7 separate regions of the Mus musculus genome follow, and regions 1, 2, 4, 5, 6 and 7 are each linked to region 3. A link is a contact called in ENCODE Hi-C data. All regions are on one chromosome and are shown on one strand. Each heading gives the region's core, a stretch centred on a gene start or an enhancer-like site at or near the end of the contact. The rest is flanking DNA. Distances are from core to core; before and after follow the strand shown.

Evidence for each region. Hi-C counts contacts between places; a loop is a spot of excess contacts on that map.
Region 1: a map of regulatory T cell shows a loop between it and region 3 (45-fold over the local background). The contact joins the promoter of Pom121l12 here to the promoter of Gsdma in region 3. A Hi-C loop is called at or near these places in 1 of 37 maps with a recorded cell type or tissue (regulatory T cell).
Region 2: a map of T-helper 1 cell shows a loop between it and region 3 (27-fold over the local background). The contact joins the enhancer-like site here to the promoter of Gsdma in region 3. A Hi-C loop is called at or near these places in 2 of 37 maps with a recorded cell type or tissue (T-helper 1 cell and T-helper 17 cell).
Region 4: a loop to region 3 is called in a map of T-helper 17 cell, with 24 times the contacts of the local background. The contact joins the enhancer-like site here to the promoter of Gsdma in region 3. A Hi-C loop is called at or near these places in 3 of 37 maps with a recorded cell type or tissue (T-helper 1 cell, T-helper 17 cell and regulatory T cell).
Region 5: a map of T-helper 2 cell shows a loop between it and region 3 (26-fold over the local background). The contact joins the enhancer-like site here to the promoter of Gsdma in region 3. A Hi-C loop is called at or near these places in 2 of 37 maps with a recorded cell type or tissue (T-helper 1 cell and T-helper 2 cell).
Region 6: a loop to region 3 is called in a map of T-helper 17 cell, with 26 times the contacts of the local background. The contact joins the enhancer-like site here to the promoter of Gsdma in region 3. A Hi-C loop is called at or near these places in 2 of 37 maps with a recorded cell type or tissue (T-helper 17 cell and T-helper 2 cell).
Region 7: a loop to region 3 is called in a map of regulatory T cell, with 39 times the contacts of the local background. The contact joins the promoter of Sec61g here to the promoter of Gsdma in region 3. A Hi-C loop is called at or near these places in 4 of 37 maps with a recorded cell type or tissue (T-helper 17 cell, T-helper 2 cell and regulatory T cell).

The regions. Positions count from the first base shown.
Region 1 is chr11:14,597,547-14,601,436 of GRCm38, forward strand. It overlaps Pom121l12 (POM121 membrane glycoprotein-like 12), which reads left to right and starts at 1,694. Exons shown (of 1, transcript NM_001164166.1): 1 at 1,694-2,770. The coding sequence starts at 1,750. The coding sequence ends at 2,586. 1700046C09Rik (RIKEN cDNA 1700046C09 gene) reads right to left here and starts at 1,679. Exons shown (of 4, transcript NR_045918.1): 1 at 1,602-1,679.
Region 2 is chr11:16,588,928-16,592,995 of GRCm38, forward strand. No RefSeq gene overlaps it. Among named protein-coding and RNA genes, the nearest start is that of Sec61g, 82 kb to the left of the region's middle. Within about 2 kb of position 2,715, at least 2 of the 3 ENCODE cell types and tissues checked have a DNase peak (open chromatin) inside an H3K27ac peak, as active enhancers do.
Region 3 is chr11:98,661,683-98,665,728 of GRCm38, forward strand. Gsdma (gasdermin A) reads left to right here and starts at 2,669. Exons shown (of 12, transcript NM_021347.4): 1 at 2,669-2,756.
Region 4 is chr11:12,470,350-12,474,197 of GRCm38, forward strand. No RefSeq gene overlaps it. Among named protein-coding and RNA genes, the nearest start is that of Cobl, 7.3 kb to the left of the region's middle. Within about 2 kb of position 2,539, at least 1 of the 3 ENCODE cell types and tissues checked has a DNase peak (open chromatin) inside an H3K27ac peak, as active enhancers do.
Region 5 is chr11:12,835,114-12,838,892 of GRCm38, forward strand. No RefSeq gene overlaps it. Among named protein-coding and RNA genes, the nearest start is that of Gm22789, 140 kb to the left of the region's middle. Within about 2 kb of position 1,749, at least 1 of the 3 ENCODE cell types and tissues checked has a DNase peak (open chromatin) inside an H3K27ac peak, as active enhancers do.
Region 6 is chr11:12,393,571-12,397,670 of GRCm38, forward strand. The region is part of intron 1 of Cobl (cordon-bleu WH2 repeat); the gene reads right to left. Among named protein-coding and RNA genes, the nearest start is that of Gm30596, 11 kb to the left of the region's middle. Within about 2 kb of position 1,359, at least 1 of the 3 ENCODE cell types and tissues checked has a DNase peak (open chromatin) inside an H3K27ac peak, as active enhancers do.
Region 7 is chr11:16,506,325-16,510,442 of GRCm38, forward strand. Sec61g (SEC61, gamma subunit) reads right to left here and starts at 2,160. Exons shown (of 4, transcript NM_011343.3): 1 at 1,780-2,160; 2 at 49-148. The coding sequence starts at 1,869.

The DNA.
Region 1 (3,890 bases), core at 444-2,943, about 84 Mb before region 3:
ACAATTCCCATAGAAGATAAATGGTGAAGAATAATATTAACAACTATTCTAGAAGAATAAAAAACGTACTATGCTTACTGAAATAGAAACTAGTTTGTTTCTTAATGCTGTCCTTTAGCATTGTGGCCCATTCCGTGGTATTCTATTTACATGTATCTATGAAAGATGCTTAAGAGTAGTATATTTCACACAGCCTATACTAGTCTTTCAAATGTAATTATTATAATCACTTAGCAACACTTTTGTTGTGTAGGACTAGAGAATCTTTCTTGTTACTTTGTGCACACAGTGACTATCCTTTACTGTTATGATGAAATAAATTGGGTGGGCTACCATACAAAATAAAAAAGGTTTGTTTTGTTTACTGTTATAGAGGCTCACAGGCATCAGAGGTTCTGCATCAAATGGGCTCTGTTGAAGTCTAGTGTGGATAGTGCCACATTGACAGAAGTGTCATAAGGAAAAAGGGTAGGTGAAACTTGCACATGAAGCCACAGACATCAAGAAATGGCTAACTTGTTTCTGTCAGAACTCTTGAGAGAGCTATTCCAGGGTCCCATGAGGAATTCCTGAATTCCTTTGAGGGCACACTCCTAGTGTACCAAGGATCTCTTGCTATAACAAATGGGGGGGTGCGTGGTGCAAACTTGGTCTCCAAACTATAAAATATATACTTTCAGTACAAAACAGAGAATAAGACATAAAGAAAGAGACAGAGAGCTGAAAAATGGAGAAAATGGAAGGAGACAGAGAGGGAGAGCAAAACAGTGGTCAAAAATAAGGACAGCTATATATGAAGCCTTGGAAGGTAATATTACAGGAGTCTACATGAAATGAGCATCATTAGTAAAACATAAACTATGGACTACCATCACAATTTCCATAGATGATAAATAGTGAACCTTGACAACTATTGTGCACGAATAGAAATGCACCCCACTTACTGAAATGGAAGCTAGTTATTTTTTCTTAAGAACATTCAAATGAACAGTGCTCATTTTTCCGACAGTGAAAGAAAATACATTTCTGTGAATAGCCTGTATGAAATTTCTGTGAATTCCAAAAATCATTATACCTTCTTTCTCAAAATGGCAAGGAAAAAATTAGAATGAGGTTGCTGGTCAGGTGTTACATGGCGCATAATGGAACAAAATAATACCGTTGTCTCTTAAACAGACAAAGCAGGGATTACCATGACTCACCAAGCCTAGTTTGTTCACACAAACCACTGTATATTGAGTACCCGATGCAGGATTGTCCCTAATAGACATGGTGCACCTGGTGTAAGTGATGAGCCAATGCCTTTATCCTTGCAATGGAATGAATTAGGGTATAAAGGGAAATTAGGTGCATTCCACAAAAGGAAAGGTTGTTATAGTCACAATGCTAAAGAAAAAGAAGCAGATACATAAGGCTGTTCCACACAGAATACCGTTCCTATTGAAGGTCACAAAAGAATTCCAGGAGGCTCAGTACTATGGAGCAAAAATATCTAGGAACGAATTTCTGGGTGACAGGATACATGTATTCATAAACATGTAAGATTTGTAGAGATTATAACGCTCAGGTACAAGTAAGAATGAATAACATATGCATATCACCTTAAGGAGAGGCCCGTGGGAACTGTGTTCCTCATGTCTTGAAGCAGCAGAATATGTTTGGGTTCCCAGAATTCTCTCTCAGGCTCGTGCTCACAGCCAACGGTCGGTCCTGCCCGTGGCAGGTCCTTGGTTCCCGGAAGCTGTGAACATGGGCAGCTCCCTGGGCTCACCTCAGAGATCGCTGTCTGCCCCCAGGCACCGAAGGTCTAGGCCTTGGCCTGAGTGGGTTCCGCACAGCCATGGACCCAACGTTCCTGCTCACCTCCGCACGCCCCAGAGAGTGGTGGGAACCTGGAGGCGCTCTGCCATCAGACCTCCCACAGGTGTCACCCTGGGCCTGGATCTCTCCAGTGCCTGGGACACCTATATGAAACGATGGATTTGGAGTGTACGGAACCCTGGGTGGACCTGCAGCCCGGTGACAGTCAAGATTGCCCCTCCTGAGGGCAGAGGTAGTCCCCTGGCTTCTCTAGAACAGGGAGCACGCATTGCAGAGCATCCAGAGGAGCTTCCAGACCCTTGTGCCAAGGAGACAGTGCTGAGAGCTCTCAGCCAGTGCAAGAAGGGGACTAGACGATTTGATGGACCTCTGTGGTTTGAAGTCCCAGAGGTGAAAAATAGAAGACAGAACCCAGAACCTAAGCGTTCTTCAGCCTTTAAACCCTGGATAAAAAATGGAGTGGCTGTTTCTTTTGTTCCCAAGCCTGGGCCTCTGAACAAAAGCATCGACTACATGAGCTTCAATGTCTTCAAGAAGGAAACTGACCCCCATCCCTGTATCCACACAGACATGCATGCTGTGTTAGAGCCCCACATGGAAAGCTCTAAGAAGACCCAGGCCTCCTGTGACCCCTGTCGACCCCCTGGGCCCAAGACTGGAGCCTGTGGAGTCTCCTTGGCAGGTGGGGATTTCCATTCTTGTCTGAGCTCTGTCATCCCCTTTGGAGACTCCAGTAGACTTTCACCCCCTGGCCACACATTCTAGCCCAGTTTGGGTTGCAATACTTGCTTCACCTACCTATGACCTGGTCTGCAAAGCCCAAGTCATCTCTCATGCCTATCAGAATACTCTGCCTCTAAGCCCAAATCAACATCTTGGAATTTGTTGTTGCTTCTTATTTGCCCAGTTTGTATCTTGAAACACTTATTAAAACAGTATTATCAATGAGAAGTGATTTTCATGAAAAATTTTTCCAGCAGGACAAGAGCTAATCCCAGACTTCTTTATTTATTTGAGATCCCAATCATTAGCTCAGTTTAGCTAGAGAGTAGTGAGAGAGAATTGAATCTTGAATCATAGTGAAAAGTGTGGGTTCTAATCTAAGAAACTAGCATTCAATAAAACATCTAGGATCTGGTCCCTAGATTTAGAAAGGTGATTCTTGTTGCACAGTGGGTTACTTGGCAGCAGCAACTGATGTAGTAACAACAGAAGTTCAACTGAGTGTGTCATTCAAGATCTGAGAATTTCTGGGTTGAATGGAGAACCATGCAAGGTCATACATGTGTCCAGGAGGCAGATGAGTTGCTGCTGGTGCACTCTCTGATATCACTGGGAACGTGAAGGATTGGGTAATTTTTGTTTTATTTTTCATGATACTGAAGTAGATTCTGTGTCGCTTACTGACATAGAAAAATACCAGCAGGAGAAAACATATTTGAAGAAACAGGCTTTTCAGTCATGTTTCTGAGAGTGATGATCTTCTTGATCTGGTAGATTTTTCAACTGTGCAACTGAATAAATGAGCCTGGAACTGTTAGATAGTCTGCAGCCAGATAATTACTCCAGGATCCACGACCATATAAATTCATGTATAACAAAGAATTAAAGCCAAATACGCTCGAGAGAAGAACAGTGCAATGTGTACAGGGAAGGGATGAGACAAGGAGTCTGAGGTGCTCTAACATTATGAAACCAAAAGAAGGAAAGTAAGAAAAGCCTGAGAAATACAGTCACTGGAGTGAAAGGGCATGGAGTAGCAGTGGGCACTGAAGAACATCCCAGAATTCATTTCTCAATCAATTGTGAAACATGTTTCATGCAAATAAGCCAGTGTCCTCAGCACCAAGACAAAATTCTTACACAATTCTCATTCTCTAGGCCTTCCCATGAAAAAGGATAGCCACTTCATTGTACTGGTTGAGCTCATCTGGAGACACACACAGAAACAAGACCTCAATAAAGACTCTGAATGTTACTTTGCCCAATTGGGATTAGATTTTCTAAAGGAATAATGTTAACTTTGATCATGGAATCAAAGCTGGGCGATAAAAAAAAAATTTAACAAA
Region 2 (4,068 bases), core at 1,465-3,964, about 82 Mb before region 3:
TCTACCTGTCTCTGCCTCTCAAGTACTAAGAATAAAGACATGTACCACCATACCTGGCAGACAATAATAATTTTAACACATCATAAAAAAAAACAAACTTAAGTGGTTCCAATTTGTAACTTATTTCTGATTTTTCAAAACACAGACATATAAACACAATCGTCATATTTACATTCACCCAGGAATGTAGCTCCTAATGTGTAAGTTCCAGCCAGGGCAAAGCACAGGAAACAGGAAAACCCAGGGAACTTGTCTCCCTCAACATTGCTAATCAGAGTGTAACAGCCAGCAATGGGAGTGAGCTAGATAAAATTCCAGGCAAGAATTATCAATAAGTTCATAGAACTGAAAGAGGGCACAAACTACTGGGAAGTTCTGGAGAGCACACACAGCTTCATGGAAATGGTCAGGAAAGGACAGAATGATCTAAATTTTAAGTCAGCAGAGATGGGAAAACAAAACTGAAGTGCTAGAAATGAAAAATCCTATGAGTTAAATAAAAAGCTCTTTGGAAAAGCCTCACCAGCAGAATTGGATCCCTGAGAGGACAAAATGTCCTTGGCGGGGCTTGAAGACAAGAGAGGAACTGAAACCCTCATTCAAGGACAAGGATAAATTTTAAAAACAAAAATGCAAAACGATGGTGGGTGATTTTAAGACTCCCTTCTCATCCATTGACAGGTCATCACAGCAAAAAATAAACAATAAAAAAATAGGAGTTAAATGCCGTCATGGATCACATGTAACTACTACCTACATCCTGTCTGATAACAATTACATAAAGGCAGCAATCCATCCCAAGAGAAACTGCAGAAGTACACAAACTAGTGGGGATTAGACAGCATGGTGTTGGAGGCTAAGCGGGTCACCAAAGAAATCAAGATGGAAATGATTTGCACAATTTTATCTGAGAATTGAAAACTAATACATAATTACTTACAAGACAATTTAGTAAACCAAAATCATGATATGTATACGAACTAATATTCAGCTTTAAAATGAAGGAAGCTCTGACAAAATATGGGTGAACCTTGAGGACAGGTGATACATAAACAGTCACAGAAAATCAATTTATGTATGTCACATGGGTGACAACTGCAATCAAATTCATCAGGTCAGAAAACAGAGTGATAGGCTACAGCAGCTAGAATAATGGGGGTGGGGGTGGGGGTGGGGGTGGGGGGCTGGAGTGGTTGTTTTTATGGAATAAACATTAGTTAAAGAAAATGAAGTTCTAAAAATTAATGTTGGTGAATTCCCTACTGGTGAATCCATTCAACACCAGTGAATTTAAATTCTTATGAGGTATATTATTTTGTACTTCACAATTTAAAAAATGTAGAAAATGATGAACCTGTTAAAAAGTCTCTAAGCCCCCTTATCTTGATTGTTGCCCCTCTGACTTAGGGGACTAAAATTCACAGGTAATTCAGATACTTCGATACAGTGGGAATACTGAGGTCTCCGGAAGGAAGCTAAGCATGAAGCAGCTGCTGTTGTTGTGTGAGTTTGCACAGATTGTAGTTTGAGGGAAGTTGGTTTAATGGCTTCAATACAGTTGACTGCTGGGAAGAAAATAAAAAATGGAACCACTTAAGCAGTAAACAAAATTGTAAGAAACATAAGTAAAGGGGCTTTTGTAGATGCTACTTATCTAAATAAAAGACATTTTCACCTCCATCAAATAAATTAAATAAGTTTCAAATTTAAAAAAATTACAGTACATAAGGGAAAAACAGATTAGTAGAGATCTCTTTGTTTCGGTTGGCATTCTTTCAAGGATCCGCCCAACAGTTACCTAGCAACAGCCAGGTTGGCCTGGCTTACTGTAAAAGGGATTGTTTGACCTCTCCCTATCTCTCTGACTCTCTTCTCCCTTTGACTGACCCCTTTCTCCCTCTCTCCCCATTTCCGGTCTCCCCTTTTCTCGATGCTCTCTGGCCTGCCTCTTTTCTTTCTCTCCCTCTATTCCCTTCTCAACTCCCCTTCCCATGTCCCCAAATAATCTCTATGCTACCTTGGGAGGGGGCCTCGTCGTTGGCTTGCTTAGGTACGCCCTCCTACTGCATCGTAAGGTGCTCTAGAAAACATATCCCCGTTTCTATAAAACACATAAGTTTCTCTAAAACAAACCTTAAAAGATTACAGTGCATGGAAATAAGACAAACATAATTATAATAAAGTGAGTAAAAATCAAGGAAGAAGATGAAGCGGTGTTGTTTTTACAAATACAACTCCACATATGTGAAAGAAACAGAATAGAAAAATACTCTCAAAATTATCCTTAGAGATTGAGATTTTTCAAAGCTTCCGACACTTTTATCCACACTTAATGTGTGAGATTTTAGCAATACTATTACTTAACACTTACAATTAGAAAAGCTTTAATGCTATATTTAGCAACATAGGAAACGTTTCCCACTTCCAGCAGATTTTTCTGTTTGTTTGTTTGTGGGAAGCAGGCTGAAGGAAGATGATTATAACCAGCTGCCCCTTCAATGGATCAGGACTCAAACTTCTTTGCCTGGGGTTAGCACCGGTCTTAGATGTATCCCGAGAGTAGAACATGGCTGCTTCTTGTGGGTGAGGAAGGCCCTTTTGCTGCTGTGAGATTTATAAATAGGGTCACCCAGGCGTGTAGTGACGCTGAGTGACTTGGCCATAGTAACCAAGTGAGTCAGCAGGAGGCCAGGCTCCGGTCAGAATGCACTCATCCGGAGCAGCTCTGGGAGCAGCAACAGCTGCCATGGAGAGCTGGAGGAAGACCTTTTGTAGAGCCCTGTGAGGAATGCAAGGCACGTGGTGTGTTTGAGTAACCAGGCTTGCCAGATTGCCTTTCAAGTGCAGAGCCCAGGGGGATGCAGCCAAAGGAGAGCAGAGGGTTACTGACGTGTTTTCAGGGGGTTTTCTTAGCCTGAGTGAGTAAGGCATGCCCTTCTCTCTTCCAAACAGGGAGGCTGCAGGTTGGTGGTCAGACCACCTGGCCCTGCTGCTACTCAACTTTCATTAAACCTTCTGTAGCCCATTTTGGAGTCTTTTCTTTGCAGGTTTATCAATCTCCATGTAGTCAGCAAGGGCAACCGCAATGCTTTTCTCCTGGCCCCTGGCATGGCCAGGTTGGCTGGGCCCTGAAGGTGCTTTTTTGCCCTAGTAGCTGAGATCTACATTTGTCCCTCATCTGTATTCTGAATTCATGGAGATTTCTGTGCGGAGAGTGCTGGACAAGTTGAAACTGGGCAGGTATTTCTCAGGAATGTTTTTAGAATTCCATTTGAATGCCTTTTCTCTAGTGTCATTTACTGTAGCTGAAGCAGCCAAATTACTGGGATACTCACTGACCAAGACAGGCTGACTGCTGGTCAGCTATCAACCTGGCTCTACAGAAGCGAAAGGATCCGTGGGATCTGCTAGTGTGTGTGTGTGTGTGTATGTATGTGTGTGTGTGTGTGTGTGAGAGAGAGAGAGAGAGAGAGAGAGAGAGAGAGAGAGAGAGAAAGAGAGAGAGAGAGAGCGCACGAGTGAGAGACAGAGACAGAGAGAGACAGAGACAGAGACAGAAGCTTCAGAATATTTCAAAGCTCCCTGGGATGTGAACATTCAGAAGTTGAGAAGCTGGTGTGGAGCATAACAGGCCACCCTTGCCAAGATGGCTTCTGATACTGTTGTGTTTTATAAAAAGAAAGAGGATACGTTTGATAAAGCCAGGTATGGTGAGGTGGGAGGGGTGCCTTGGCGGGTCATGACAGGTATAGTGTAGACAGAGTTTATTTAGGGCATGGGAAGCGGGGGGGGGGGGGGGTTAGAAGGAAGTAGAGGCAGAGAAAAACACACAGAGGGGGAGAAGGGAGGTGGGGAGAGCGGGGGTAGGGGGGGAAGGCTGTCCAGGAACAGGTGGAGAGGGGTGCGGAGGAATGGGAGGGAGGGAGAAAGGGGTCAGGGAGAGAAGAGAGTCAGAGAAAATTAGAGAGTAAGAGGAGGGAGCAAACAACCCCTTTTATAGTGAGCCAGGCCTACCTGGCTGTTGCCAGGTAACTGTTGGGCGGAGCCTAGAAGGAATGCTAACAGATA
Region 3 (4,046 bases), core at 1,419-3,918:
GTGTACTCATATACATAAAATAAACAAATAAATCTTTTTTTAAAAAAAGTTCTTACAGAGCCAGCTGTAGCCAACTCAAATGCAACCCCAAAACTCAAAACACAGAGGCAAAAGAATTGTATGTTCAAGGTCACCCTTGGCTACATAGATTCAAAACACACACACACAAAGAATTCTCACAGATTAGCCAAATTTATATTTTTTCTTTTTTTTTTTCTTTTGTTTGTTTTTCCAGACAGGGTTTCTCTGTGTAGCCCTGGCTGTCCTGGAACTCACTTTGTAGACCAGGTTGGCCTCGAACTCAGAAATCCGCCTGCCTCTGCCTCCCAAGTGCTGGGATTAAAGGCGTGTGCCACCACGCCCGGCCATATTTTTTTTTCTTACAATTTAAATTCTTACCTGTATTCCCCTGAACATAAGAGTGGCCCAGATGACCTGAGTTCACTTTCTGGATCCAACATAAAGGTGGAAGGAGGTACTTGACTCCAAAGTTGTCCTGACTTTCACAAGTGCATCATGACTCGTGTAACTATCCACAACACACACACTCTCTCGAGCACACACACTCACACACACTCACATGTGCATGCGCACACATACACACACCAGCTCTGATAATAAGTAAACTCCCTCGAGGAGTTCTGGGATGTAAAAAGGCCAGGGCATCTGCATGTGAAGTCCAACAGCCCAGGGACACGCCTAAACATAGTCTCATTTCCTCCTCCTTCCTTCTTTGAGCCCTCTAAGCCCGGTCCTTGGAATCCCATTAGTCAGGTTGGGGAAATGGGGCAATAAGACAGAAATGAGGTGGAGGCAGGACAAGCAGAATGACATCAGGCTGGAGAGAGATCTGCATGGAGGAAGGACGCCAAGAGAAGCTGATGCCAGGTCAGAGGAAAGAACCGATCGGGAGACTTGGGGCTTTCAGGAAAAACAGACTCCCGTGTGACTGTGCTCAGCTGCTGCTCCACAGATCTTTCAAAGACGAATGAGACAAGAAACCTTGGTCATCACACGCCAGAGGAAGGCACACTCTAGGAAGAGACTTCCAAATGTCTGACCGAGGTAATGGTTGGTTGGGCCACCTTTGCAGAGCTAATTAAGGTGTTCACACAACCTCTGGACTATATATACAAGATTTCAGATGCCCTACATTGTAGTGGTTTAAAGAAACAGAGACAGAAAACTAGGGGGAAAGGAAAAACAGATTTGTATAACACAAATACCACACTTCTGCACTTGTACTGTCATATAACAAAACCATCCCACACACCCAAGAACCCAACTCCACCTTTCCTAAGGGGGATGGGCACCTGACAGCAAACAGGAGCTAGAGCTGTCTGTCTAAGATGCTGATAGCTGTGCCAGGTGAGAAGTGGAAGGGAATGGAGGAAAGAAAAGGGGTGAAGGATGGGGACCAGAGAGGCAGAACAAAGTGTGGAAGGATTCTGAGAAAGTAAAGTAATAAAGTTTTAAAGATATTTTTGCAGAGTGTGAGACTCTTTCCTCACTCCTACCAGTCCCTAAGGAAATCTCCAGGAAACTGCTTCTTCATATGGCCTTGCAGTAAATCACATAAATTGTAATTTAGAGACCTGCCTGTGTGTGTAGAATCCTCTTTTAAGTGATTTCCAAGGAGCAACTTTAATAAGATAATGGGGGCTGGAGAGATGGCTCAGAGGTTAAGAGCACTGACTGCTCCTCCAGAGGTCCTGAATTCAAATCCCAGCAACCACATGGTGGCTCACAACCATCAGTAATAGAATATGTAGTCCTCTTCTGGTATGTCTGAAGAGAGCAGCAGTGCACTAACATGAGAGAGAGAGAGAGAGAGAGAGAGAGAGAGAGAGAGAGAGAGAGAGAGAGAGAGAGAGAGAGAGAGAGAAAGTTCCTGAATGACCTACAGGGAGACAGCTGAACGCCCACAGCATACATCCTGGGCTGTCCGTCATCTCACCGCTGAGATCCACCTCTGCCTGTGTGTGAGCATATATTCCATATACTTAGAGATGCTTCCAAATTATAGAAGGCCATATGAGCTCACTCTATCCTGCCTCCTCAGACTTCTGTGCATACTGGTACCAAGTTATGCATGTGTAGCCAAGGCACATATACACATAGAGAGAGGTAAGAATCAGCAGGCTGATGCATACAAAGTTGAAGGGCAGATTTTCAGCTGCTCTGCTGCCTGTAGTCCCTGAACATACAGGATTTCTTATCACTTATCATTTCCACAAGGCCTCAGATGAATGGCAGGTGCTTCCAGATGACATCAGGGCAGTGATCCACCCTGTATCACCCCTGCACACAATTACACGCATGCATGAGTACACACACACACACTCACATGCACACTCACACACAAATAAGCATAAGTGCATACACACACGCACACAGCCAATTCCCACTGCCTCCCTTCCTCCCCAGTCTATAAGCAAACTTTCAGTCCCCCTTCTTTCTGTCTCAGCCCCAGCAACACAGACACCTGCCTGGCATCTTTTTACCCACCCCCACAGGACCTGAGGCGGGGCACTTCAAACAGGTTGATGCTGTTCTCCTGGAAGTGGAACAAAAAGGGGTGGGGTCATTGTGGGAGGCGGGGTCTGTGGGAGCTTACATCCCCGCCTCCATGGAGGCATAAAGCAGCCAGTCCTGATAAAGGACAGCCAGTCATTCCCTCACCCTATAGACAGAACGAGCTCTGGTTCCTCACCACACACCAGCTGCCAGACAGGATCCAGCATCACCCTTCCCTGGTAAGATCAATGATGGCTGAGGAGGCAGGGGGACATTCTGGGGAACCAGGGGAAGGTTGGGGCCAAATGGGCATGGGATTTCTTATCCTTTATCATGGCCATAAATCTCCCTGCATTTTACTGGGGGTAGGACTCATAGTAGGCCTTAGAGAGAAGAGAGGCAGCCCTTTGAGTGCCACTCTGGTGAAGGGTAGGTCCTTCTAGGTACACTCAGTTGGTCTCTGGAGGGACATAGGCCATCCCAACCCTTCCAGGAACAAGGGCTGGAAAGTATATTGTAGATGGCAGGATGGCCCCAACATCTCTGTGTGCTCCTTCCTGTTTCCCTGCCTCTGTCAAGTACTACAGAAAGGTGAGGCCCATGGAGGCTAGCTGATGTGTCTGATCTCTTCCACCCACCAGGAAAACCTGGGTGTGTCTCCTGGATCCCCAGGTGAGATACCTCGACTTCAAAGACAGAGTCCTAAACTGTCAAACTTGTGATCCTTGCAGGCCCCACATCCTCTTGGTCCCTCTCCCTCCAGCATGTCTCCCAGGACCAAGCTCACTCTTTCTATCCTTGTTTCTACCAGACATGGTGCTGATGCTGTAGAGGTGACTCAGGCCCATTTCCTGCCCTCAGGAAAGTCACAGTTGAGTAGGCAAGGCAGTCAGGTGAACAGATGGATGGTAACAAGATGAATTAGCAGGTGTTTCAGAAGTGGATATACAAGATGCCTTGGGAATGCAGGCAGAGTCACCAAAATGCCCAAAGGAGTAAAGGGGTGAGCAGGTGACATGAGTTGAGTCTTTTTTTTTCCTTCTTACTCCAGTCCTGCTTGCTCAGAGTCCAAAGATTGATTGATTGATTGATTGATTGATTGATTGATTATAAGTACACTGTAGCTCAGATCTCATTATGGATGGTTGTGAGCCACCACGTGGTTGCTGGGATTTGAACTCAGGACCTCCAGAAGAGCAGTCTGTGCTCTTAACTGCTGAGCCATCTCTCCAGTCCTTCAGTTGAGTCTTATAGGACAAATACGAATTCTTTCTATTGGAAAGGGGATATATCGTAAGCAGAACTAACAAAGGCAAAGAAGTAGTTGGGAGAGAGGAACTAGGAAATTTGCCCACTTATACTGGTGTTGCTAGGAGGTGGGTGGGAAGGAAATGGAGGGTGCAAACAAGTGTAGCCTTGCCAAGGAAAGGGCAACTGGGGAAGCTGCCCAGCTCTGACTGCCCAGGCTCCTGGGCCCAGTGCGGTTGCTTCTTTCCCTAGTGTCCACAGGTCCTAGTTTCAACTGTCCC
Region 4 (3,848 bases), core at 1,289-3,788, about 86 Mb before region 3:
CTGAGGTTGGGTCATGGCATCTCTGGGTGTGTCTATGTGGACTTTTCCAGAGAAGGGTAGTTAGTTAAGAATGGAGAATCTATTTTGAGTTCACTGTCTCTCTAAATGAAATAAATTTCCAGAAAGGAGAAACAAGCTAAGAGTAGACATTCTCTATCTCTATTTTTTAGCTGCTATGGTGGGATTTGTGCTGTTCCACCATGGCCTGTCCACCAAAAAGAAATGACATACCTCAGACGATGAGCAAAAGAAATCCTCCTTCTCTTACATTCCGTTCTGTCATGCATTCTGTTACAGCAACTCATGGGCCAGCTAGCACAGCCTGTCTTAGCCTGTTTTGTTTGCTTCATAACGTTAGTTGATACTTGGTAATGTATAAAAAACCAGAGGTTTGCTTATCTCACAGCTTTGGAGGCTAAAATTTCAAGATTATATTGCCTAATACGAAGAGCATCTCCTGGCCATGTCACAACATGCTGGATGCTGTTCCATTACAAAGGAGCAGAGAGATGGAGGAGAGGAATGAATGAAGGGAGGGACCAGACTTATTCTTTTACAATAACGTGCTCTAGCTAAGATAAACTTGGTTCTAAAAGAACTACATGAATCCCTTCTAAGAACAGTAATCCATGGGCTAATCAACTTTTAAAGATCCCAGTATGTCAACACTTGTACATTAGGGACAAGGCTTCCACCACAAAAACCTCTGGGGCTGAGTCATATAGTAAACAGAGCAGAATCAGGTTGTTGAAATAGAAATATTTTACATGGTATCATTATTTAATGATGATGGGTCAAATGTTTGTACAGATTGCTCTTCTTTTATTGAAAATATAGTTCCTTTTCTACAAAAGCAAACCTTTTTAATGAATCTAGACTGGTGAGGCAGCTCAGCAAACATGAAAACCTGGGCTTGATATTTAGGATCTAGGCAAAAGAAGAAGAGGAGGAGGAAGAGGAGGAAAAATGCCAGCATAGACATACTTAGAATCCCAGTGCTAGAGAATAGAAACGAATCTCTGAAGTTTGCCAGCCAGCCAGTTCCAGGCCAAATGAAAGGTCTTTTCTCAAGAAAATATAGTGAAGGACAACTACAGGATGACATAAAAAGTTGACCTCTGGCCTCCAGATGCACACACACACACACACTCACACACATACATACATACATACATACATACATACATACAAAGAAAAAAGAAATAAAAAATTCAGTTTAGTAGGGTTTGTATGTACACTGACTTGTATAACAACCATCACCATCTAATCTCAGTACATTGTAGTCCCCTCCCCCAAATTAACCCTGTATCTACTGACATTCCTTATTGGGGCCATTAATCTACCTTATGAATTCACCTATTCTGGACAATAGAACTTTACAACACAGTCTTTCATGACTGGATTCTTTTCCTTAGGATAATATCGATAATATCATCAAAGTTTATTCACACTATAGCGCATGTGTGTTGTTACCTGATCTTTAAACACTCAAACAGTATCACATGGACAAACCACACAGAGTTTAACTGTTGATCAATTGATAAACATTGAGGGGATTTCTACTTTTTGACATTATGAATGCCCCTGCCATGGCTACATATTACAAAAATTCTGTGTGGATGTATATTTTGGGGTGTCTTTGGGTATATACCTAAGAAGCATTGTCAGATCAATAGGTTATCCCATGCTTTTCCTTCCAGGGTTCTGTTGAAGAAGTACAAAGCTGTTTTCCACTAGTTTACAAACCATCCAGCAGCGGATGTGGATTCTAGTTCTTCATACCCTGGACATTGCTTGCTGACAGTTATTGATTAGAGATATCTTAATATGTACAAAGTGGTATCTTTTGGCATTTTTATATTACCTTACATTGTGATGAATAATGTGGAGCCTCACAATGTGCTTATTGTCTGTTTATATATCTCTTTTGAGATGTATAATTCAAATGTTCTTACTCATTTTTAAATTAGGTCACTCGTATAAGACTTCATTACACATTCTTCATACAAGCCCCTTATGATCCATATGTACCTTGAACAATTATCTCCCATCCACAGGCTTTTCATTTGACATTCTTGTCCTTTGAAGCACGCTTTTGATGAGATTTAATTAATATATGCTTCTTTGGTCGCTTAACTTGGGTATTATATCTAAGAAACCATTGTCTACATGAAGTTGATCATATATAGTAGTATTTCTCCAAAGCTGTAACTTGACACGAGAACTCTGCACAGGGGAATTGGAGAAGTCAAGGTATCCACTTTTAGAGTTTCTGGTTCTTTATCCTGCTTTTGCTTCAAAATGCTTAAAACAATGGGTTGCAGCTTCATCTATTGCTCCCTGAGTGCATTTGAGTTGTCCTCATATGCTAGTCCAAGACATGAGGTCTATAAAATAGCATTGGCAATTGAGGAAGACACACCAGGAGATGTTCTAATTCATAGGAGTCTTACAATCAGGGATACCGACAGGGGGTTGGGCCAATCTATTCCAAACTTACAAAGCTGGGCAGAATAGGAACCAAGAGAGATCTAGTTGCACCGTAACAGAATTAGGTAGGCTGTGATTACTTCCGGATGTTCTGACTGAAGCTTCTGAGAGAAGTTCCTATCTTACCCTATTTCAAAATCACAAGAGTGAGCTGAATCTATCTTTCTGCTTAGCCTTGTTTTCTTTGAAACATCCCCAGCAATCAAACGGTATACACATTTTTGTCTCTTCCTCTCCTTGAGTAATAATTATAATAACTTAATTTACCCAATGGACACTACACCCAAATTTATTGAATCATACATAACAAAAGTTAACACTTAAAAGCAGTGGCTAGAGGGGCTGGCAGTGGACATTTGTGGGGTCCAGCATGTGGGTGAGATTCAGCATCTAGCACTGCAAAAAGCAAAACAAAATCAAAATACAATGATTAGACACCATGATAAACCTCTTAGAAAATCGTAATGACTTAGTTTTTTAAAGCAACGGAAAGGGCTTGAATAATAATAGCTCAATGATAGTGTGCTCATCTGGGGTCTATCCTCAGCGTACCTTTGAATAAAATCAACACAAAATACAGATACTATTGTTGTTAAGATTTTACAGGTGAGAAAAATCCAAAATTGGGGAGCCTTACAAAGTTACACCTGTTTGCACAAAGCAAGGGCTTGTTCCCTGGCATCTTACCCTTCACACTAGGCTCTTCACCATCCCGAAAGCACAATTGCTCTCATGTATCCCTGCTGCCCAGCTCTTCAGACGATGATTCAACACAGAAGTAGCACTGACACTTAGGATTTGTCGGAAAGTGTGTGCTGTGCTCACTGACAAACAGCAAATGGAGAGAATGTGTAGGTTGGCTCTCCTGCCACATTGTCACGAAGCTTTATTTAAGCCACCAGCTGTCACCATTTTTCTATGGATGAGCTCATTCTGGGAGCTCTGCTTCTTGTTGAGGGAAGCATCTCCTGGCTGCTCTGCCTTGATGTGCAGTCAGGGTGAACTTATATAACATTATACCTCCACCCTCAACCCACATGAGGATTATGCAACTGCGTGTAAGATTCCTTGCAGGGTTTTCCGGAAATATGAGCCTGCACAGAAAAGGCATCCAAGCAGTTCTGACTAAAGAGGACTTTCTGACCTGGGCCTGTGTGTGATCTGTCTCTGTAAACTATTTGCCTCAGAGAAATCATCTGGTTAAACGTTAGCAGAAAGCAAATCTCAGTACTCAACATATAAAAGTAGCCCTCCATAATGATTTAGTTCTCCACTTTAAAGTTATCCTGAAAACCAAAACTAGATTTACCAGTGTTCCCTCTTATACAATTGCCTCACTGCCACAAACTATTGCCTAA
Region 5 (3,779 bases), core at 499-2,998, about 86 Mb before region 3:
GTCAGCCAACATCACATACTGGTTTGTATAGTTCTTAAAGCCATATAGACTACTTTGTATTGTGATAAATTTCAAGGATATTAAAATCTAGTTATGGATAAAAGCAAAACTAAAGCAAGGGAATTGGGAGATGACTCAGCAGTTAGGCATGCATATTTATGCAGAGGACAGGAGTTCACCCAGGTTAGGCAGTTCATAACCACTTGTAACAACACTCCAGGGAGAACTAATGCTTCTGACTTCTGCACTCACCTGTGCATATACCCTCATATGAATAATTAAATATAAAACAAGTCTTTAAAGGACCCAACCAGAAGACAGAGTACTTGATAAACTAAATGTATTGTTTGCTTTTCAGGAATGATCTCACCTTACACTCAACCCTCCTTGTTTCTTGCTCTATCCTGTCCAGTTTCCATCCCAGCAGGGCATCCTGATGTAGCAGTTGCAATTGCAAGTGTGAGATGAGCTCTGTGGGATGCTCCCTGTGAAAACATGACAGAGGGGTATCCTAAGCTATTACTTGATTCTTCCACATGAAAGATGTAGGCTGAGTGTACTGAGAATAGAAGGGATATTATTACCATCAAATGAAGGCTAAGCCATTATCAAAGTCAGATGTGGTTACAGTGGGACATACTTGTATATGGTGAGTAAAATTGGCTAGAGAAAGAATAATTTTTAACTTTAATTTTAATGTTTTATACACAAGTACTCTATTTACACTATATTTTGTTCCCTCCTTCCATCTCTTTTCATGTTCCCCTACTCACTCTCAAATCATGACATTTTATAATTTTTGATACACATATTTACATATATGCACATATATTTCCCACTGAGTCCATGCAATGTTGTAGTCATGAGCATGCTTTTAGGGTGATAACTTGTGAATGGAAAACCTAACAAGGAGCTCAACCCTGGAGAAGGTAAATTCTTTTCCTTGCAGCCGTTGATTGCCTGTAGCTGTTCGTATGGAGACAGGGCTTTGTAAAATTTCCCTTATTTGATTTGCTATGTCAACTGGCAATAATTTTAGTGAGGATCCAACTGAAAAATAAGGTAAGTTATTTCAGGAAAACCAAATCCCATGAAATAAATCTGAAGCATGCTACTGTGCAATTTAATTGATTCTTCTTTCTGACCCCGGTTGTGGTCTTAAATTGTCAGGCACCATTATTGTTTATCACAGAGAAATGCAGAGAAATCAGATGTGAGTTGTGGCTTGGTTTCACCAGAGAGGCATGGCATTTGCACTGTCATCTTAATCTAAGAAGGTTAGGTTGACACTGGATCTGTCTTTTCTCTGGGGATGTAAGTGGTTATATCAAGACTTACTTAGGCAATAAGCTAAATATATTTTCTAAATTTAGGGACATGTCTTATTTTTCCCTAAGATGTTATGAGAATTTCCAAGCAGCCTCATTGTTCAAGGACCAGATGAAAGCAGCAGTTTGCCAGAATTTGAATTTCCCTTCACAGCAGCCAGTGGCAGGCATGTGCTACAGCCTTTTGTGGCTGCAAAGACATTTTTAAAATAGAATGAGAATGTTTTCAAGGCAGCTTTAGAGGAAAAAAATCAGAGCTAAAAGTGACCTAAACATCTTGTGAATAATTCTCTCTTTTTATGTTCAGTGATTGGCATTTGGTGGTGGTGACATTCTCAGGAATTAATGATCCAGAGGAAGAATTGAAAGCAAAGCTATCCCCCGTGCTATCTCTGAGAACTTCTGACTATCCCTTAAAAGATTTTCCCCATAAGCTGAGAGATAAGATGACAGAGATAGACGTTTAGGTTTTCCTTCCAGCCTGCTGGTAAGTAGGCAGATGTATGTGAGAGCTGATATCCAGAAGCAATTGACTCATTTTTTATTTGAATCCTTATCAAGAGCTCAATTAATAGCCTGCTAAATCTTAACTTCCTCCATTATATTTCCTGGACCATTGCTAAACACTTAAGGAGTCTTAATTATTTTTTATAGGAACATCTGAATAATATAAGTATTGACTCACTTAGATTTAAATTTTGGTTATTGGAAATAGTAAGGCATGCAGGCACTTTCAATTTTGCTTGTGAGTGGCTGCTGAATCATCATGAGATGGCTTTTTAAAGATATCCTATAAAAAGTTTCTAGCACTGTTATATGGGGTAGCACTAAAAGCCATGCTATCCTGTGAGTAAAACAGTTTAAATCTCTTTCAATGTGGGCCTCATAAAGGAAAGAGACAAACCAAGACTTGTGTTCTCCTTGATACTTTGACCTTGAACAATACCCTACTCCTTGTTTCAGAACCCAAGAATCTTTGAGACAGAAGTCCATACAATTTGCAGAACTGGTTGGATGCTGCAACCTGTCATGATGCCAGCCAGAGTCTCACAGAGGTGACACCTGTACAAAATAGTGACTGACAGCTAAAACTCCTGTATGAGCCAGCCTGGCTATTCTTGCTGCTGCTTGTTATCTGAATTGCTGCAGCCGTTCAGCAGTCTAATCTATCCTCAGGACCCAATGTCTTGTGTAGGATACAGGAAGAATGTTTTGCAGTTCTAAATTGGAGTAGACTCCTATACGTTCAGATCTGGCCTTCAAAGATGATTAATGACTATCATAAGATACTTAAACTTTCTATCTAGCCACTATAACCCCTTTGCTGTTTTTTCCACTTCAAAAGCATTTCAGTAATCTCTGATAGAATGTACACTGTTCAACAATATCACTCACTATAGAAATTTTTTCTAAAGAAATTATGCATTTATCTTAAGTACAAATATATTCTTAGCTTACAAAAATTATTATTGCATTTAAAGCCATGGTTACAAAATAAGGTCTCCTTGGGAATCAGACAGTCTAGGCTCTGGTCTGCCCTGAAGAGGAAGGATGGGCACAAAGTGCTTTAATAAACAGGCCTTTTCCTTCTCAGATTGCTTCTCTCTCTCTCTCTCTTTCTCAAGGCTGCACACACATTATTTCTCTGAAGATGGAGCCAGAGATATTTCAGAAAGACAGCAGAGTTTATGAGAAAAGCCAGGGAGATAAACTCCTATCTTTTCTGGGTAGAACCGATAAGCCATGTTTTTCCGCTTGCCATTCTGGAGTAGGCCATCTGCAGCTCATTAGCTATCCACAGCTATCATTCACTTCAATTAATTGAAAGAATTAAAGTACATCTTAAAGATAAAAATACACCAACTTTGTCCCCCTGTATTCTCAAGAATCAGCATCATATTGAGCTGCATTCAAATACAAAGACACATGACTTTATTTAAAATCTTTTGTCTTGATGGTATCATCATTCTTTTATTTCCCAGTGTTTTATTGAGACTGAAAAATGTGAGTTCTTCTTGCCACCCCTATTCTTCCTCCTATCTCCTTCTCTGTCTCTGCCTGTCTCTGTCTTTCTTCCTAGATTGCTTCCTCCAGCTCCCTCAGAACTGATGTCAATCATATTGTTTTTTTGGGTCATCATCAAGTACAGTGGAGAACATTGCTTATATGTTGAATATTATAAATTGAATTTCTAAGAAAAGTAGATTCCTTGTAGCACCAAGGAAAATAAAGTTATACCCTAAATATTTGTAGCAGTTTAAAATAGCTTAGGTTTTGTTTTGAATTGGTCCAACTTCTGACACTTTTGTAGCACACTTCTCTACTTTCACTATTAGCTGAATATTAGAATTATGTAGTTCTCTGCATTGGCAGAAATCAACACAACCCTTTTCTATAGGAGAGGCAGGAGTGGATGGGTGAGTGGGTGAGCACCCTCATAGAAGCAGGGGT
Region 6 (4,100 bases), core at 109-2,608, about 86 Mb before region 3:
GATTCACTTTCCTGATAGGGTTCCCTATCCCACAGTAACAAAAGCAATTAGCCCTTACCAGCCTCTAAATCCAGGGGCTAGTCTATATGGGAATGTTGATATCTCACCAGACATCAGGTACATATTCAAAGAGGAACATTTGAGAGCTGAGTCTCATAGCTATTTCCCAACTCCTAGTAAGTTCAGAAAGAGCCCATAGTGTGCATGACTTATTATCAGCAAATACTCCACCCTGGGGCTGAGCCAGGATCAGATAAAAACTAGAGTTTCTGTATTGTTGAATATTCCAGAAAAGGAGTATCTCCTTTCAAAAACAAGACAATACTAGTTTACTGAGGCTTAAACATTCTCAACAAAGAAAACAAGCAGAAAAGGCCAATGCATGGGTACATGCCCAGGCCAGATGACTTGCTCACCCTAGTTAGAAGTGGGTTTTCTACGATAGTCAGTGCAGCCCCAGAAGCTGCAGGACAGATTCCACTGGAGTTCACCAGGCCTGGTAAAGGAGCACAGTGACATTTGTTGTCTGATGGATGCAGTACTTCACCGCCTGTGCTCCCAGCAAAAAGCCCACAAGGCCTTTTGCAGAATGACAGCAAGGGAATTTTCTCCCCCACCCAATTTAGACCCATTAAAAAAACACAAAGGAGAACAGAGGACGTATGCAGGAGGAAAAGTGGAGTTCCTATGGAGTAAGGATGCGGGATAGCACCTGCTTCTCCCTCCCAAAGAGTGTGCAAACCTCTGGGAGTTGGCAGTGTAGGCACACAGGCGTTCCCATGGGGAAGATGCCTGAGTATTTTTGGAGAGATGAGTCATCCCTCCAGATTGCCAGCCAGTCTTACATGCTTAAGCTTTCTTGAATTTGCATATAGCACTGTTTCCTATCATCTCTCAGCTATGATGTAGAACCTTCTCCTGAAGGAGTTTTCTTCTTTCCTAAGCTGTACAACCAGAAACTTGTTATATCTTTGCAGCTTGTCTTTAAGGGGCAGTATATTTTTTTCAAGCCTGAAAGATACATTTTGTTCTACTCACAGTCCTGTCCCATAATCACAAGAGCTACTGCTGATCCAAAAGACAAAGGAAAGCAGATATATGCCTATGGGTCTCAGCTCTCCTGCAGTCAAGGGCTTGAGGACACTAATGAAGGCACAGCTGGCAGTTGTGTTGATGGGAATCTGGCCATCCTTCCCAGCTCTCCTCTACCTTTGACTGCTGTGTGCATTTCTCTATAGACTGCTGTGTAACCAACATCAATGGCATACCTGGCTGACAAACCTCCACAGTTGTGATCATCCTCTCACCCTTGGGGACCAAGGTCACTTCCAGAGTAGATCTAGGAAAGTAGAGAGTAGGTGCCTAGCATCCTCTGGGAGAGGCCATCTCCTCTAATCTTCCTCATGATAAACACCAAACACACTGAAACAACCCCTGCCCCCACATATACACACACACCCAACACGAGTATCTAAATCTATAGTGCTTTATCCCCTAATGGAATCCAGACAAGAGCTTTCTAAGCAGCATTATAGCCTCTGCCTCTTGTCTCTGTCACCTGCCTCACCAACTTCTGAGAATCATTTCAAGTCAAAGATGGATCTTCTCTAGAAAATTCCCATCCAGCCATCCTCCATGGTACAAATGTCTAAGTCTCCACTCCTTGCTGGGCCAGATCCAGATTGCTCTGTCTGCTGTAGTGAAGACTCCAGTGTTACCTCCATCATTCCCCGCGTCAGCCATGACAAGATCCTTGGTGGTTCTACATATGGGGGTGGAGGGAGCCTCTCCATGGCTGTAAGTCTCTGCTGATCCCCTTACAGCTCCCACTGAGTGGGTAAACAAAGGAGTGAAGCTATAAAGAACAGAGTCATGGTGTGGCCTATAAAGGTGTCCCACAGAGGGAGGGGACAGGGAAATAAGACCCTGAGGAAGCGACTGGGGAAAAGTTAATACCAGGCTCAAATCTCTACACCATTAGGAACATAAGTGCCCCAGCAATATACCCTGCTACTGCTTCTCTTTCACCTCTGTATGATGGGGATCAAGGAAAGACTGCAGGAAACTAATCTTCAAAGTCCACAGAATATATTCAGTTCCTGGTGCCTAAGCCTTCAGATATAACCCTGCAACATAGCGCAAAAATGGAGCAATCTGTGTTACATACTTGCTGAAACCTAAGAGCCGACACAGAATCCCATATCCAGACACTAGGAATGGGCTTGCATCGGGGATCCTGGGCCACAGTAATAAGTGTCCTGGCCCCTAATAGCATACGACACAAAAGATAGGGCATCAGATCACCCTCTTTACCTGGTGCTTCCTCACTCACCCCACAAACAGGTGAGATTCCTGGTGAACTAGGGAGGGCTTGGGCATAGTGAGGTGAGCAGATGGGACACACGATCAGGCTTGGAGCAGCACAAGAGCTCATAAACAATGGATCCTGGCATGCAGGAGTGCAGAGCATCTTACACACAAGCAAACACAACAAAGTATTTTAAAAAACCATTAAACAGTATCTGCCACTTTTCTTCCTTCCCCACTCTAACAGGCCTGAGAAGCTAAATGCTTCTCACAGGCTCATGCCCAACCTCCAGTCAATTGATCCATCAATCTCAATGATGCCAGCCTTACTAGGCAAACAAGTCCAATGAGACAGAGCTTGCTTCATTGTTGTCAAGGGTTGTTGTTGTTATTGGTGGTGATCTTGGCTTAGACTTCTTGAAGGTGTTATTTGGGAAGTGAGTATGTAGATCTGGAATCCAAAGCATCTCTGGGCAGTTCTGAGTCCTAGGGATGGGATGCAGGAATTCTGAGATGGTAGACAAAGAGCCAGAGAGGCTGTGTTTCCAGTTCCCACAGAGCCTGTTGGGCCACTCAGCTCAGGTTTCACCAGCCCCAACATCTGCTGTGAGGCCCAGTCCCTATTTTGAGACACAGTCACAGTGAGGTTATCAAGTGTCATATTTTTGACAGGGAATTAAAGGGCACCCAGCACTTGGGTCTTGGTTCAGAAAATGTTCCTATGGAATCAGAGTGTCTCTGGGTTGCTATGTTTTCACATTGTCTGCCCCTGGTATCCTGAATGATAGCATGCCTCCCTCAGCAAACAAAAACAAAAGTTTGTTGTGCCTATTTTGGGCAATGGAAACTCTGTTTAAAATAACAGAAATAAGAGTATACGGCATTTGGTTACATTATAGATCCATTTACACATAGGTCTAGCTATTTTGGGAACAAATACACAAAAGTTTGTTAGCAGGCCTAGAAACAAGGCAGTCTCTGTAGGGCATGGGCATGAGGGCACTGGGTGGACATTTCTTTCTTTGAACCACTGTGCCATACGAGGCCCCAGCCCCAGGTGCTGGAAGCTGGCTTCACTTTCCTGAGAACTTCTCTGAGTTCTGTTCAGTTCCCATCAGTTATTAGTTGTGTGGAAAGCTGTGTAGTCAGATTTCCTTGCTTTTCAGTTATTTACAAAAAGTAAATAGAAATAGAGCTGGCTTATCAGTGGGGAGCCACAATGTTTCAGGGTATAAGGCTTCCTATTGAACTCCTGGCTCTGACATCTTTATCTTAAGATTCCTACTTCATTTGGTTCTTTTCTTCACACTTAGCGAGAAGGAATTCAATACAGCTCTGTTCTTTTTTCCCACTGATGGGGGTGGGTGGTGGCTTACTGAAAGCAAATGTCCATCTTCAATATTTCCCTGACTTCTTTAGTGGCATTCTTTTCTGCCTGAGACAACAGAGACACTGACTTCTCCCACCCTCGTCAGCTCTGTTGCTAGATCCACGTGAGAACTGTTAATTTTATTGTTGTTTAGATCTGAAATGAGTGCCCAGCCTGCCAGCATATCTCCTCTGGGGCTAATATGATGATCAGAAGTAGTTAGAAATTGGTTATGCCTCCCAAATTTGATGAATTTCAGTTCAGTTAGATTTGTAAAAATTCATTCTGGTGCATTCAGTAGCCTAATTGGTGCTTATATTTATTTTTTGTCATTCCCTCTTGTGGCTTATTTTCCATTTTTATACTAACATGCTATATGGTTTATTTCTGGTGGTTTTCTAATTACCTAGTATTTAACACTATG
Region 7 (4,118 bases), core at 910-3,409, about 82 Mb before region 3:
GCAGAGATTTAGTGTTTTATCTCACTCTCAAGACCAAGATAGTATTACCTTTTCTGTCGGGTTTGGTGCATCTTTTAACCAGCCGAATTGAGTCCTTTACAAACTGCCGGCTGGGCTCCACAAACTGCATTACCTGATCCATGTTTGTCTGTTTAAAAAATAAAAGCAAAAACAACACACTCAGTAGTATTCTCTCACATATTAGGACTTATTGAGTTATACACAGAGGCAGCACAGTCCTGAATTCAATTCATAAAGAAAAAAGCTCTTCCAAGTTCATAAAGAAAAAAGTTCTTCCAAGCCTAAATTTAGAGTGGTTTTATGATATACAAGAAAGCACGAGACTCAAACAAGCGAGCACTGATCTTACCAATGTTGTTATCCTCCCTGGCAAAGGATCATACACTCATTAAAGGATTCTCTCATTACAAGATTAAGCAATAACAGCCCCCTTTCCTATCAACTACATTCATCTAACTATTCCGGCTAAGAAACCAAAAAATAGTTACGCTTAATACTACTTTTTAAAGTTCAAACTATTGAAAACTTAGGATCTACTACAACAAGTTCCAACTATGGTGTAACAAGAGCCTAAAATGGAGGCAAGAGTACACTCCAATCAAGTTGCTGGAAGTCATGCCCATATAATATATTTAAGTAAAAGTAGATTTCTTGGGGTGGGCAGACAGATGAATATTCCAAACAACAAAAATTGGCAAGATTCAGATTCTGCAAAGCCTTCAGCTAAATGTTTAGGTTTGAATATTTTGAGGTTCTTTTGAAACTCTATTAAGAATACAACGACTCTGAGAGCCACTGGTAACGGAGCCACAGTATTTGTACTCCATTTCCAGGTCTTAGAAGTCAGATGATAATTACACTCTCTAGCTAGAAAATAGAAGCCCTGCTGGGTCCCAGTTTTAAGCCGTGAACAGTGGACAAATAGCTGAACCACTTAAGGTACACACTAAGAAATCAATTCACAGCCTGATACAGAAAGCAAAGGGACGCCTGTTTTCTCGGTGTTTCATTTAGCTGTTCTTCAAATCCAACAGCCCTAAAACCACTAGACCAACCACTGCACTCGCTGTTAGAGGAGAGCACGAGTCCACTAAGACTTCTCGATGCTGACTACTGATCAAACACTTTTACTTTAAATTTCGACACCTGAACACAACTTCACAAGAGGTTCAAAGCATCAGGCTCTGGAAGCCACAAGAGACAATGAGTTCACCAACAGTGTGAGGATGTTCAGGCAGGGGATGTTCAGGGAGAAGGCTGAACCCTAGATCCAGACGCTAAGCTCTGAGTTCGTGAACTTTTGGAAACCCTCCTCCTTAGAGGTCTTGACTGGCTAATTCCATCTGAGGCTACGTAGGTAGAACCTGTGCCTGGATTTTGCCCTTTTCATAAATGAATGGCTCTCTGTCCACCTGTCCATCAGCGACCCGGCTCAGCCAACTTGTCCACAGTTCTGCAGCTTCCAGGTCCAGCTCCTGGCCTCCAGGCTTATCAAGGACGTCCTCGTGACCCCAGCCCGTGGCCCCTTCGCCGCCCCTTTCCCCGGGGGTTCCTTTGATCTCCACGACCCCCAGGCCCGCTCATCTCGCGCCCACTTAGATCCCGGCCCCAATCATCCCACCGGACGCTCGTACCTCCAGTTTCTTCACCTCCCCTGGTCCCTCCGTGTCCCTGGCCTCCCATCCCGCGGCCCCTTTGTGCCATGAACCCTAGACCAGCTTTCCCCTACCTACCACTCATGAGAAAATCCTTACTTACTGGATGGCGGATTGAGAGCGTAGAGACACGTAGCTCAGGAGAGAACCGAGCCCAACGGAACCGGAAGCTGGCAACCCACAGCCCGCCCATTCCTCCTTTCAATTGGCTCTTCACGCAGAGACGTCACTACGCCGGCGCAGTGCTACGTGTGTTTCTCCCGGCTTCCCGAGCAGAGGCCGACCTGAGCGATTCGGGTCTCTCCAGCTGAACGGGCGGGCGGTGTGGGATCTTGGTTCCCGATTGTTCGCCTCCCGGTCTCGGGCGCAGCCTCTCCAGCAGCCTCTCCAGCAGCCTCAACGTAAATCCACGAAGTGTCGCTAGTTAGTTAGTGAGTGAGTGTCTGCGCTACAGCTATGAGTCTCCCCGCTGCGCATGCAAATAATGTCACTGATCAAAAATGAAACAAACATCTCAGTATGAACGACCTAATTCAAACTATTCTCCATTCCCGGAAAATGACTTTCTGCTTATTATTCATGGGAATATAGAGGGAATTAAGACCGCCTACCTAGAACTTTCTTGTCCCCAATGAGGAATTAGATGTACTGCTGGTACTAACAGTCTCTGAGTGCAATACATTTGACATTTCTGAGTTAAGATTTGTTGCTTGGATAATCTTGATTGGCTCTATCAGTAGGCTTTGAAGAGTTTTTACTTCATTTCACGTGCAACCTCGGGCAAGTACTGTGAAACAGATTACAATACTTTGCTTTCATATGGAGCACAAACCATAATTCTACCATTAGTATCTAAAAGACCTATAAAAATTTTCTTCCAATCACTAAAAAAGATACAGCAGGTTTGCAAGTGTCATGAAGCACTACCTTGAAACATTAGTTCTTTGCTATTTGAAGGAGTTGTTTTTGTATATTCAAAATGAGCAATTAGAGTTTCTTTTTTTAACTCAGCTTGCAGCCATATATTGGGAAGTGACAACTGTCAATCTGGCATAACTTGGCCTTTGGATATAAAAGGGGTTAATGCAGCTACTGTATTATAACATTCTTATGTTTTTCGTGGTTGTTTCAGTATAAGTACGCATCTATAAATCTATCACTTGAGAATAGGAGGTGTGTAGATGTTCCAGGTCACCCTTAGCTACATAGAAATTTGAAGGACAGCTTGGGTTATATGAAAAACGTCTCAAAACAAAACAAATATATATATACACATTCAAGCCCAGGATTAAACACTGCAAAAAGATAAAACAGGAGAGTGATTCATATATTAATGATGTTTAAAGAAACACAGAATCCATAAGAATTCAGGAGAAGTGGAACTGAGTAAAACAAAAAAATATGATTTTTAAAACCACTAAAACAGGGCAGCTAAATATAGGTGACAAACTTCTAGCATACTGTGAAGGATTATCCAAATTAGGTTACTTACTGGCTGGGTTTTTGTGTCAACTTGACACAGCTGGAGTAATCACAGAGAAAGGAGCTTCAGTTGAGGAAATGCCTCCATGAGATCCAGCTGTGGGGTATTTTCTCAATTAGTGATCAAGGGGGAAAGGCCCCTTGTGGGAGGTGTCATCTCTGGGCTGGTAGTCTTGTGTTCTATGAGAAAGCAAGCTGAGCAAGCCAGGGGAAGCAAATCAATAAGAATGATTGGCCTCTCCATGGCCTCTGCATCAGCTCCTGCTCCCTGACCTGCTTGAGTTCCAGTCCTGACTTCTTCAGTGATGAACAACAGTATGGAAGTGCAAGCTGATTAAACCCTTTCCTCCCCAACTTGCTTCGTGGTCATGATGTTTGTGCAGCAATAGAAACCCTGACTAAAGCTGGGCATGGTGGCGCACGTCTTTAATCCCAGCACTCGGGAGGCAGAGGCAGGCGGATTTCTGAGTTCGAGGCCAGCCTGGTCTACAAAGTGAGCTCCAGGACAGCCAGAGCTATAAAGAGAAACCCTGTCTCAAAAAACCAAAAAAAAAAAAAAAAAAAGAAACCCTGACTAAGACAGTTACCCTCCCACCTAGTAACCCAGGTTACCCTGAGAGTTCATCCTGTCCTTTTCCAGAGTCTATGTGTGCATTTTTCCTAGGATCCTGTGTATGCATTGCTTTGCATCTGTGTGACAGTTCCCTGTGTAAACTTTGGTTGGTTCTCACCAGGTTTTCAGCCCAGTGAATGCCATGTGACTCTGTCTCCTTTTCTTTTAGACAGTTCTGGTAGTATTCTTCTATTCTTCTGCTCAGGTTTCAATGATTCACACGGTTGTTCTGAGTTCCACAGGTGGCCGCAGGCTGAGGAGCCACTGATATAAGTCTTATGAAATGATATCTTGTTTCTGACCTGTGGGTTGCCTACTACCTCTTACTCAGTAAACTTACTCAAAGA